Linked DNA regions of Homo sapiens: regions 2 and 3 are each linked to region 1. The links are chromatin contacts, found by Hi-C in ENCODE. All regions are on one chromosome and are shown on one strand. The core of a region is the stretch at or near the end of the contact, and the rest is flanking DNA. Distances in the headings are between cores, read along the strand shown. Region 1 holds the start of MMGT1 (membrane magnesium transporter 1). Region 2 holds the start of RAP2C-AS1 (RAP2C antisense RNA 1). Region 3 holds the start of MBNL3 (muscleblind like splicing regulator 3).

The links. Hi-C counts contacts between places; a loop is a spot of excess contacts on that map. Pooled maps may share reads with other maps.
Region 2: a map of B cell shows a loop between it and region 1 (14-fold over the local background). The contact joins the promoter of RAP2C-AS1 here to the promoter of MMGT1 in region 1. A Hi-C loop is called at or near these places in 2 of 168 maps with a recorded cell type or tissue (B cell and naive thymus-derived CD4-positive, alpha-beta T cell) and 14 of 50 pooled maps.
Region 3: a loop to region 1 is called in a pooled map, with 10 times the contacts of the local background. The contact joins the promoter of MBNL3 here to the promoter of MMGT1 in region 1. A Hi-C loop is called at or near these places in 1 of 168 maps with a recorded cell type or tissue (naive thymus-derived CD4-positive, alpha-beta T cell), 2 of 37 single-sample maps with no recorded cell type and 9 of 50 pooled maps.

The regions. Positions count from the first base shown.
Region 1 is chrX:135,972,248-135,975,443 of GRCh38, forward strand. MMGT1 (membrane magnesium transporter 1) reads right to left here and starts at 1,741. Exons shown (of 4, transcript NM_173470.3): 1 at 1,350-1,741. The coding sequence starts at 1,428. It also overlaps a transcript of SLC9A6 not described here. RefSeq lists an enhancer at 1,290-1,819 and a silencer at 1,830-1,939.
Region 2 is chrX:132,217,033-132,220,228 of GRCh38, forward strand. RAP2C-AS1 (RAP2C antisense RNA 1) reads left to right here and starts at 1,475. Exons shown (of 3, transcript NR_110410.1): 1 at 1,475-1,805. RAP2C (RAP2C, member of RAS oncogene family) reads right to left here and starts at 2,415. Exons shown (of 6, transcript NM_001271186.2): 1 at 2,338-2,415; 2 at 1,200-1,309; 3 at 884-980; 4 at 1-774. The coding sequence starts at 236. RefSeq lists silencers at 405-844, 855-904 and enhancers at 2,337-2,406, 2,737-2,786.
Region 3 is chrX:132,487,587-132,490,782 of GRCh38, forward strand. MBNL3 (muscleblind like splicing regulator 3) reads right to left here and starts at 1,452. Exons shown (of 9, transcript NM_001386889.1): 1 at 1,265-1,452. RefSeq lists a silencer at 1,731-2,300.

The DNA of each region.
Region 1 (3,196 bases), core at 491-2,990:
AAAATACAAAAATCTTAATTCTAGATGAACCTAGGACAATCCCTATTTAATAACGTACTTTGGACTAAATAATTCAAACTGTTTTTGAGTGCATGTGTATTGACTCTTGAAGAAGAATGTGTTTAGAGACATTTCTTAAGTTTTAACCTACAGCTCTGTCATAAAGACAAGTGTAAAAGAAACATCAAACCAACACCAAAAATCGATTTTGACTAATCTCCTATCTGGTTCAATTCCTAGCTAGCTTGCTAGTTTGCATGAAGCCTCGCCTGCTTCTAACACTACCTTTAACCAGGAATTTCCTCATCTGTAAAATGAAGGGGTTGGACTTCAGTGAACTCCAAAGGCCCTTCTCGCCCCACAATCATATAATTCTACAGTTAAAGCTTACTGTAGAAAATGACACAGTACTCCAGTGTATCCTAATCTCTTCCAGGACAGTGTTTCTCAAACTAATGCGCATACAAATCACCCTGGGATCTTATTAAAACCCAGATTCTGATTGAACAGGTCTGGCCTGAGTATCTTCTAATTACCTGCCAGGTGGTGCTCATGATGCTGGTCTGTTGATCACACTGTAAGCAGCAAGGATCTAGGATACTTTCCTTAACCTCCCAGTTCCCCCAAAATATGACTGTCCCTGCTTCCATGCATCCTTATATACTTTTAGCATATCACTTTATTGTAACTACTTCTTGATCCACTTGTTTTCCTTTAGACTTTGAACTGGCTCAGGGCATCACTGTATCTCTAGCACCTAAACACAGCGCAATTTCAAACAGCGACCCAAAACTGAATTTCATAACGCAGTGTAGCACAAATCTTTTGCCCAACGTCACACAGATGTAGCGGTAATGCAAGTTTTTAACAACCAGTCCTTTAGACTCCCAGTCCAGTGCTCTTTCTCCTGTACCACAGTGCCTCCCTGAGGCAATCGGTCACTTAACTACTCAGTCTCTGCCTGGACAGCCCAAGAGTGCCCAAGATGTTGTCCACTTGGTTGTCGTGGGACCATGAGCAACCAGAGTCCTCAATCTCACAACTGTGCCTGATCTGCCCCATGCTGGATCTGACATCACTTGTCCTGGATTCCTGGAGACTCCTATTCTGAACCCTCTCCCAGACACCTCCTTCCAACCTTCCTGCAATTTCAGGTGCCACACTCTCTCCAAATTCAAACTCCGAACCTTCCACTGGGAACTCCTGCACTGATTTTCTTAGTCACCCCAAACTGTAAGGTCTCAAAGGACCATTAATCTGACACTCGGTCCGATGGTCCCTTAGAAGTGCGCCCACACACCGCCCCTAGGGTTCCACACCGAAGCGGTCCCCGTGCCCCAGGCACTTACGCTGCGCAGCGGAAAAGGCGGCGTGGGCTAGGGCAAAGAGACCGATGCCCACCAGCCCCTTCCACAGCGACGGCGCCATGATGCCGAAGGAGCAGCAGCCCAGCAAAAGAAGCGAAGGACGGCGGAGCTGTTTCTTCTTCCACCGGCGGGTGTCCGCGCGCCGCAGAAAGATGACGTCACTGAAGTCCTGAGCGCAAAGTGTCTCAGTGGTGGAAAAGCCAGAGGGCTGTGAGAAAACGGAAACAGGAATGCCGGGAAGAAGCAGAAAGCTACACGGAAAAAGGTCCGCGAGAACCCACGAACCTGCGCTATGGAGGCCTCTCTAGGAGGGCCGGAGCCCAACGGAGTCATAAACGAAGAGGCGAAAGCGGGAGCTACGGGGAAGCGAAGAGGAAGGGCGCCGGCAAATGGGGGCAGGGCCAGTGGCGAGAACAGGGTGGGGCAGAGGGACGGGGGCCTGCGTAGAGAACGTGTGGGGGCGAGGGGCGGGGTAGGCAGACGGGCGGGGTGGGGAAGACGCGCGGGGCCCGCACGAGGGTGGGTGTAGCCGAGGGGCGGGGCCAGTGGGTGGGTGGGTGGGCGTAGCCGGGGGGGGGGGGCCCTGGTGGGTGCGGTCGAGTGGCGGGGCCTGCGGGGAGGATGGGTGGGGCCGAGGGGCGGGGAGGAGGTGGGGCCGAGGGGCGGGGAGGAGGTGGGGCCGAGGGGCGGGGAGGAGGTGGGGCCGAGGGCGGGGCCTACGGGAGGATGGGTGGGGCGTAGGGGGCGGGGCGGAGGGGACGGAGAGTGGGTGAGGGCCGAGGGGGCGGGGAGGAGGTGGGACCGAGGGGCGGGGAGGAGGTGGGACCGAGGGGGCGCGGAGGAGTGGGACCGAGGGGGCGGGGAGGAGGTGGGGCCGAGGGGCGGGAGGAGGTGGGGCCGAGGGGCGGGGCTGGGGGCGTTGGGGAAAGGCGGTAGGTGCTGGATATAGACCCCTGACAGTTGTGTTTTGTGGGTTGGTTGGTTTTGGCTTTTTGTGAAACTGTGCCTTTTGTTTTCTGTAGGCCTTTCCTGTGCTTCAGCTCCCTGGAAACTGGCACTGCAGAAGGAGGCAAGGGTGTTAAAACGAGGAGGCAGTGTCAGGACAAAATCCCAGGATCTGGAACCCCAAATACTTGGCTCGCGGGAAGTGCTCAGTAAACCATTTTAAGGTCCTGGAGAAAGATTCGCGCAAAAAGAGGTGTAGCGCGGGGGGAGTGTTTTGTCGTGAAAAGAACCAGCTTACATTAAGGAAGAAATGAAAGAGGAAATTTTAAAATGCTAATAACGCAGCCTTCTTGCCTTGTCTCTATCTCTGATCCGGGTAAAATGTATACTCCTCTGCCCATTTTTCTTTGTCTTCATCTCCTGAAATGTAGACATTTAATAGTGAGCTTCTCCCCTTGACCTCATCACTCTGCTGTCCCCTGGGGAGCTCACCCATTCATTCCCACCGCTTCAGCCAGCAAAGGTATTACAGTGATTCCAAATCGACATCTCTATCACAAATATCTCTCCTTAGCTCCAGGGCTGCATTTCTGACTACCAGATAGGCATTTATTTCCTGTGGCACTTAAAACGTAATATGGCTAAAATGGAATTCATCCTTTTTTTCCAAATTCTGCACCAGTTCCTCCAGTGACCCCTGACTGAGTGGCAAAGCTTTGTAAACTGCATATCACAAGGTAAATGCAAAGTATGATCACCATTCTTTTCCTTTAACCCAATCAGAATTCTACGTTTTAGTTGCATCAATTTGCTTTTGCTCAAAGATGCGTCCTATCCTGACCACCCCTTTTAAATGTGCAAAATTCCTATTCCTGATCCCCTTA
Region 2 (3,196 bases), core at 225-2,724, 3.8 Mb before region 1:
ATGAAACCTTGGCCGTTTTTGATGTAGAGATCTCTCATGGAGGCAAACTGCTCAGTTCCTGCGGTGTCCAGAATTTCCAGCACGGAGGGGGAAGAGTCCACTTCGATCTCTTTGCGGTAGAAATCTTCAATGGTGGGGTCATATTTCTCAATGAAAGTCCCAGTGACAAACTGCACAGTAAGGGCAGATTTGCCAACCCCTCCACTCCCTAACACCACTACCTTGTATTCCCTCATGAGTCTCACCTTCACCAACTCCTACCAGAGGGGGGGAAAGATCACCCCGCTAGCTGTGGCGCGGCTAGACGAGGCGGAAGGTGGGCGGAAATCTGCGAACTGGGGAGGAGAGTGCAGAGGAGCAGAGGGCCCAACCGGGGAAGAAGAGGAAGTTACAGGAGGGGGAGGGGAAAGAGCGTAGAGTCGGGGAGGGTGGGGAAGGGATGGTAATGCCCTTCCTATAGGAACTGCAGCCCGAGCAGGGGGCGTGGGGAGGAGGGCGAGCCTGGGAAAAGCCCGGCGAGGGTGGCGAGGAGGCGCGTGCCCCCGGGAGGGAAAGGGTGGGGGCTGCGGCGAGGGGACCCTGCGGCGAGGCGGACGTCGGAGGAGCCCGCAGCCCGGGGCTGCCCGGCACTCCTCCCCCGCCCTTCACACAAAGGGGCCCAGGGACCCCGCTTCCTGCTCGCGCAGCCCAGCCGGCTCAGGCCTGAGGGCTCCGTTCCAGTTACCGCTGCCCGGGCGGGTTTCTGGGCCCCGGCTCCCGCGGGGGTCGTCCGGCCTGTGAAGGGGAGAAGGACGCACATTACCCGGCTGACCCCCGCCCCGAACCTGCGGCGCCGGCCGCCGCCTCCCCCAACTCCCACCCGGATCAAGCTACTGCCGCTTACCCCGCCGTCCGCACCCGCCCGGCCGCCGGGGAGGCTCTGTCACGCCAAGGCCATGGCCACCCGCTGGCTCCTCTGTCTCTCCGCTGCCCCAGCGCTGCTGCTCGCCGCGGGGAAAGAAGCGGGGGCCTTCCGCGGCGGCCGCAGGGACTCCAGGCGAACCCACCTCTTTTTTTTCTCACCCACCCCCCACCCCCACCCCCACCCCCACCCCCACCCCCACCAAGCACACACCCGGAAGGGTTTCCCTGACACACTGGCTGAGGTGCCCCAGTTCCCCGAGACTGGACGGGATCACTTCCGGTGGGGAAAGTCCCACCTCTTCGGGGCGAGCCGGGTGGCGCTGGAGCCGCGCCCTGCTGAGCGAGCGAGCCGGCCGGGGACGGTTTCGGGTCGGGACTCCGGCTTCGGGAACGGGCCTCTGGAAACCTGCGACGTCAGTCCTTACCCGCCCGCGGCTGCCGCGGACCGTCCCACCCCCAAACCCGTAGAAGCCCCTCCGACCTGCAACCTCCAGCCGCCCGGCCCTAGGACTTGAGCGGCTCCCTGGCCGGTGCGGAACCTGCGGGCTAATAATCTAGCGACCGGGAGAACGCCAAACATCCCTGGACTAGAAGTTGCAGGGGAAATCAAACAGCCCAGAAAGTTTATTCTCCTTGCTGGTATTTCTTCCACTTGCTATTTTGCTGAGAGATGCATGCAAACTACCCTTAGACTTTCAGATGCAGTGCGTTTTACTTAGCCGTGCCTGACAAACACACAGAACTTTTACCGTCTGGTAGATCCGCCTTGACTTTACCAGCGAATACTAAAGTCACTTAAAAAAAAATCACAAGGCTCGAAAACAGCAGCATTAGAAGTAGACTTTATGGTACTCTGCTCAGCTATGTTCTCATTTGATTCCAACCACTACACGGCAGAAAAGGTAACCAATATTCAAGAAAGATTTGATTGGAAACGGTTTAGGCCTAAAGACTAATTTATTTTAATCGTTGATTATGTATAACAATTTGCTTGGCTGGCTCTTACATGCTGAAGTTTTGTTTTAAAGGCCATCCTATGTAGTCTTTGAAATTCAAAAGCAAGTAGTAACTCTGGTGTTAGATTCTAAGTTTCTATTTTTAGATAAAATTGTTACTTCCGACTATCTTTCCCTTTGCTAGCTTTCTATTTGTAAACTTTGTGTCGGATCCACAGAGCCCCAGGGCCAGGAGTCTAGGCTGTATTTTAGGTGTGTCACTTTCTTTTCAATTCAAGCATGTACCCAGAAACCTGCGAGACTCAGTGGCCAGCCTAGCAAAAATGACTCCAAATTCCCTTACTTACAAGCCCTAAATGGCCAAACTCTATAAAGAGATTTATTACTCAGCCTAAATTGTTGGACATTAGAACACAGGCGAATCATAGTAGTGTGAGGTCCCACTGTCCCTCCCTGAGTATTCCCCAATGTCACTTACAGTCTTCAAAGGAGAGTTTAGTTCAATTTCTCCTTGACCTCAGGCCGGTGCCATCTCTCCAGCGAAGTCCCCAGCTCTGGCTCCAGCTGGCCTGGGCCCTGTGTCGTATCAGAGGCACTGCCCTCTGCTGGAAGGGGTTTGGTCTGTGAGTTATGAGTTTCCCCACAGGTCACTGCTCCTTTCACACGTGCTGTTGCCTGATTTGGAGCTCTGCTGCTCATCTCCCTGCCTAGCTGTCTCCAGACTGTCTGGTGGGATTCACAGCCCTCCACCAGCCGTGCTTGTAACTGAGTCTGGAAATTCCTCTTCTGATCCAGCCAGTGTTGAGCAATCGTGGCAAGTCTTTGCTCTATTACTAAACTGTCAAAGCAAGGAGTTCTTTTTCAGGTCATCCCACCTGTTGGCAATTCTAATATCTCTGAATGTGTTGGTCATGCTTAGGAGAGAGTTCTTTGTTTCTCCACGCAGTGAAACATACTCCTCCCCTCAGTACAGCGTCCTGTGGGGTCACTCTCGTCAACTACAGTGGACAAATATTACACTCAGTCTAAAGATCCTTCTAAACTTTCTTAGGAAGGGTATTCATTACAGCATTGATTAGGAAATCAAACAATTGGAAGAAGCTTAAATGTCCTTCAGTAGGTGATTTTTAAAAGTTTCATAGCTCTCTATATCTATTATCTATCATCTATCTATCTATCTACCAACCTACCTACCTACCTATCTGTATTCACAGAATAGGATATTATGCAGCTACTTTAAAAGAGAAAAGCAGATTTGTAAGTGTTTATATAAAAAGATGGCCAAGATATATTGTAGGGCTGAAAAAGCAAGATACTGAACAAATGTCTAGTTGCTA
Region 3 (3,196 bases), core at 202-2,701, 3.5 Mb before region 1:
TGGGAGAAGGAGTGAACAGCGATAGAATATTATCAGCTGAGCTGTGGGCAGAAGCCCATTTTAGTCTATATTTGAAGAAGTGTTGGTAAATATGAAAGCATCCCCCAAAAGTATCGCACATTAGAAAAAAGTTAAAAATTATTTTAAAAAGTAGTTAAACATTCAGGATTAGATTTTCATGGGCCAAGGAGAAGATGGAAATATAATCAGGAAAAATCCAAGGTGTCTGATAAGCCTCATTGTCTATTTACCTTTCACTGGAGGGGGAAACAAAACAAAACAAAATTCAGATAAATTGTATCAAGCATGGATGTTTAGTCATTCCCACATACCAACAATCTGTTTTCCAAACATTATATCAGTAATCACCCAAACGTTTATTCACTAAAGCAGGGAGTCCGCTTAATAAAAAAAGTACCAATCACTTCAAAATTAAATCTTGCAAGTTTTGTTTTAATTGATTCTTTCCCATGAAGTCTACCCACAAATACGGAGAGGCTGTGGGGATCCCAGCTCAATTTACAAACGATGTAAGAACATCTAGGAGAAAATAACTCCTTTAAAACATATTACTTTAATTAGAGCCACAATTAATTTATCTGTTTTATCTATCATCTAGCTAGCTAGCTAGCTAGCTAGCTATCTAAGAGTGCTCAGAAAAACACACAGTAGGTCTATTACCCTAATTATGAAACCACAACAAAGAATCACTTAAATGTCAACTTTCATTACTCGTCTGGGTTTAATTTCGTTTTCTTACCATAAAAGCTTATTGTGTGAGTGTTAAAAACTAAAGTTCCCTTTTTAATAGTCTCCTAAAATCTACTCTCATGCCCTTCAAACCCCAGTAGTAAAAGCGAGCTGCCCAAACGTGTTGACTCAGGGCAGGAAGAGACAAGGTTCTGCAAGGAAGCTGTGGCACTGCTCACGATATCGCGTGAAAATGGGGAAATTCGTTGTTAAAAAGCATTTGCTGATTATATGCCATGCAAGAAGTTCCTTTAAATTAAAAAGAAGAAAGTAGAAAAAAAGAAAGAAGGAAGGAAGGGGAGGAGGAAGAGAAGAGGAGGAAGAGAAGGAAGAAGAAAAAGGAGGAGGAGGAAAGGAGGAGGAAAATGATCAAAGCTCTAAAATCGCAACAAAGTTGCAGGATGACTTTTCCTCCTATTTGCTATTTTGTAAAATGAAGTTTAAAAGGCATTATTTCCTCGGCGTCCGAGGAAGGCAGCCTCTCTTACAAATCCCAATTCATCTCCAGCCTTACCTTACGCTGCTAGCGCAAACCCAGAGGCTAAGGGGCCCTGCTCTCAGCGGCAGCAGCAGGGGCAGCGGCAGCGACAGCGGCACATGCCATCTGTTAGCGGCAGAAGCAAAAGCAGCGCTGCGCGAGGTGGCCCCGGTGCCGGGAGAGCCTTTAGCAGGGGTGCATACTGAATGCCGCCATTTTAAAGCGAGGTTCCTGAAATCATTAGATATAAGCAAATTAAAGCCCGCCCCACCTCCAGAACTTCAGGGCTGGGACTTGCAACCCGGCTCCAAGTCGGCCGCTCTGGGGTATAAAATGTCAAGTCTACAGACACGCGCACGCTGACTCTCGGACGGAGGCGACGGTTCCCCCTCTCCCTTCGGCCCCCTTGACCCCTTCGTGCTTTTTGCAAGACTCCTTTCGGTTCCAGGGGCCAGAATACTTTCTTTTCTGGGCTCCTCGAGGCCCCTTCCCGGGGCCGGCCGGCGGGCTGTGGGAGGAGGGGACAAGGCCACGGGCCGGCCCTACCCGCTCCTCCCAGGCTCTTGGTTCAGTCCACTCGGAGCACACCTCGGAGCGCCCCAGCTCCCTCGCGGAGGCCGGGCGTGGGGCTCCCGCCCGGGCTCGCAGCTACCATAGCAACCCCGGTCCCAACCCCGCCCGGCCTTTGCCAAAGGCGTGCCCTCCTCCCGGGCCAGTGCCCTCCGCCGGACGCCAGACGTCCCCTCGCGCAGCCCCGCCGACCCCAGGCAGCCCGGGCTGGGGCCGCGCCTCCGTGCGTCCCGCGCCGGACAGACGCGGCACGCGGAGGGAAACGGCGCCAGCGAGGGGCTTTAGGCGCCAAAACGGAAACTCCCGCGAAACTCCGCGGGCCAGCGGAGCGCGGGCGGGCATCCGGAGCGCCGGACTCGGAAGCGGCGCACGCGGCCGCCCGGCCCCGCCCCGCCCGGCCAGGTAGCGCGGCGCCGCCGCCAACCTCACCTGGCTCCGCGCGCCGCTGCGGGACGGGCGGGAATGCGGCCAAGGGCCGCCCCGGCTCCCGCGCCCACCCCGGACTCTCTGGCCTCCGCCTCTCTCTCACTGCTCCCAAAGAGCGCCAAAAAGTCGCGCTGCGGCTCACGCTCGGAGTGCGGGCACTTTCTTCCTGTAGGGCGCTGTTTCGTCGCGAAATATATTCTTTGTGTGGTTCGCTCACTCGTGCCTGGTTCTCCGAGAGCGCAGCGCGGGCTTTATTCTCAGGGGGTGTGGCGCCTCGCCCCCAAACCCAGCAGCCCAGCCCCCGCTGCACAGACCCTTTGTCATTTCATTAGGAAGGGAAAGGGGGACAAATCATAACGCTCAGATTTTACAAAAGCGAAAACAAACGAAGCAGGCACACATCCCCAGAGGCGGGGTTGGGGTAGGGGTGCAAAGTTTCTGGCTCTTCAGGAACTGAAGTGCCAGTGAGAAAGGCAGTGTGGTTCACAGCGGGACGCTCATAGACACTTCCCAGACAGGTGAGGCGAAATGGGTCCTTTCAAAATTGATCTTAGTCGATGAATAAGTCCACTCGCTACAGGCTAAATAAATACATTCATACTCACCAGCTGCCTTCTTGGGGGTTTTATCTTTCATAAATGCCCCAATCGTTTATTTCCCTCTAAGAATTTCAGACAGGGAAATGCTGATCAGTGCAATCTGTTCCCCTTCTTCCACGGAGTTTGCAGGATAAGAGGAACCCTGAGGTAAGGTTCCAGATACTTTGGAAAATGGACAAAGCAAATGCAATTTTATATCTTGATTAAAAAGTGTGCATCTGCACAGGGAAATTACAAGTTTCGATTTAATGCAAGTGTAATAGGAGCACCAGCTGTCCCTTAATTGGAGCCCCACAATAATAAATGCGTGCTTTTATTTAATTTTACGAAGACAATTGTAGTTGATAACGCACACATATGCAGGATCGTCAGT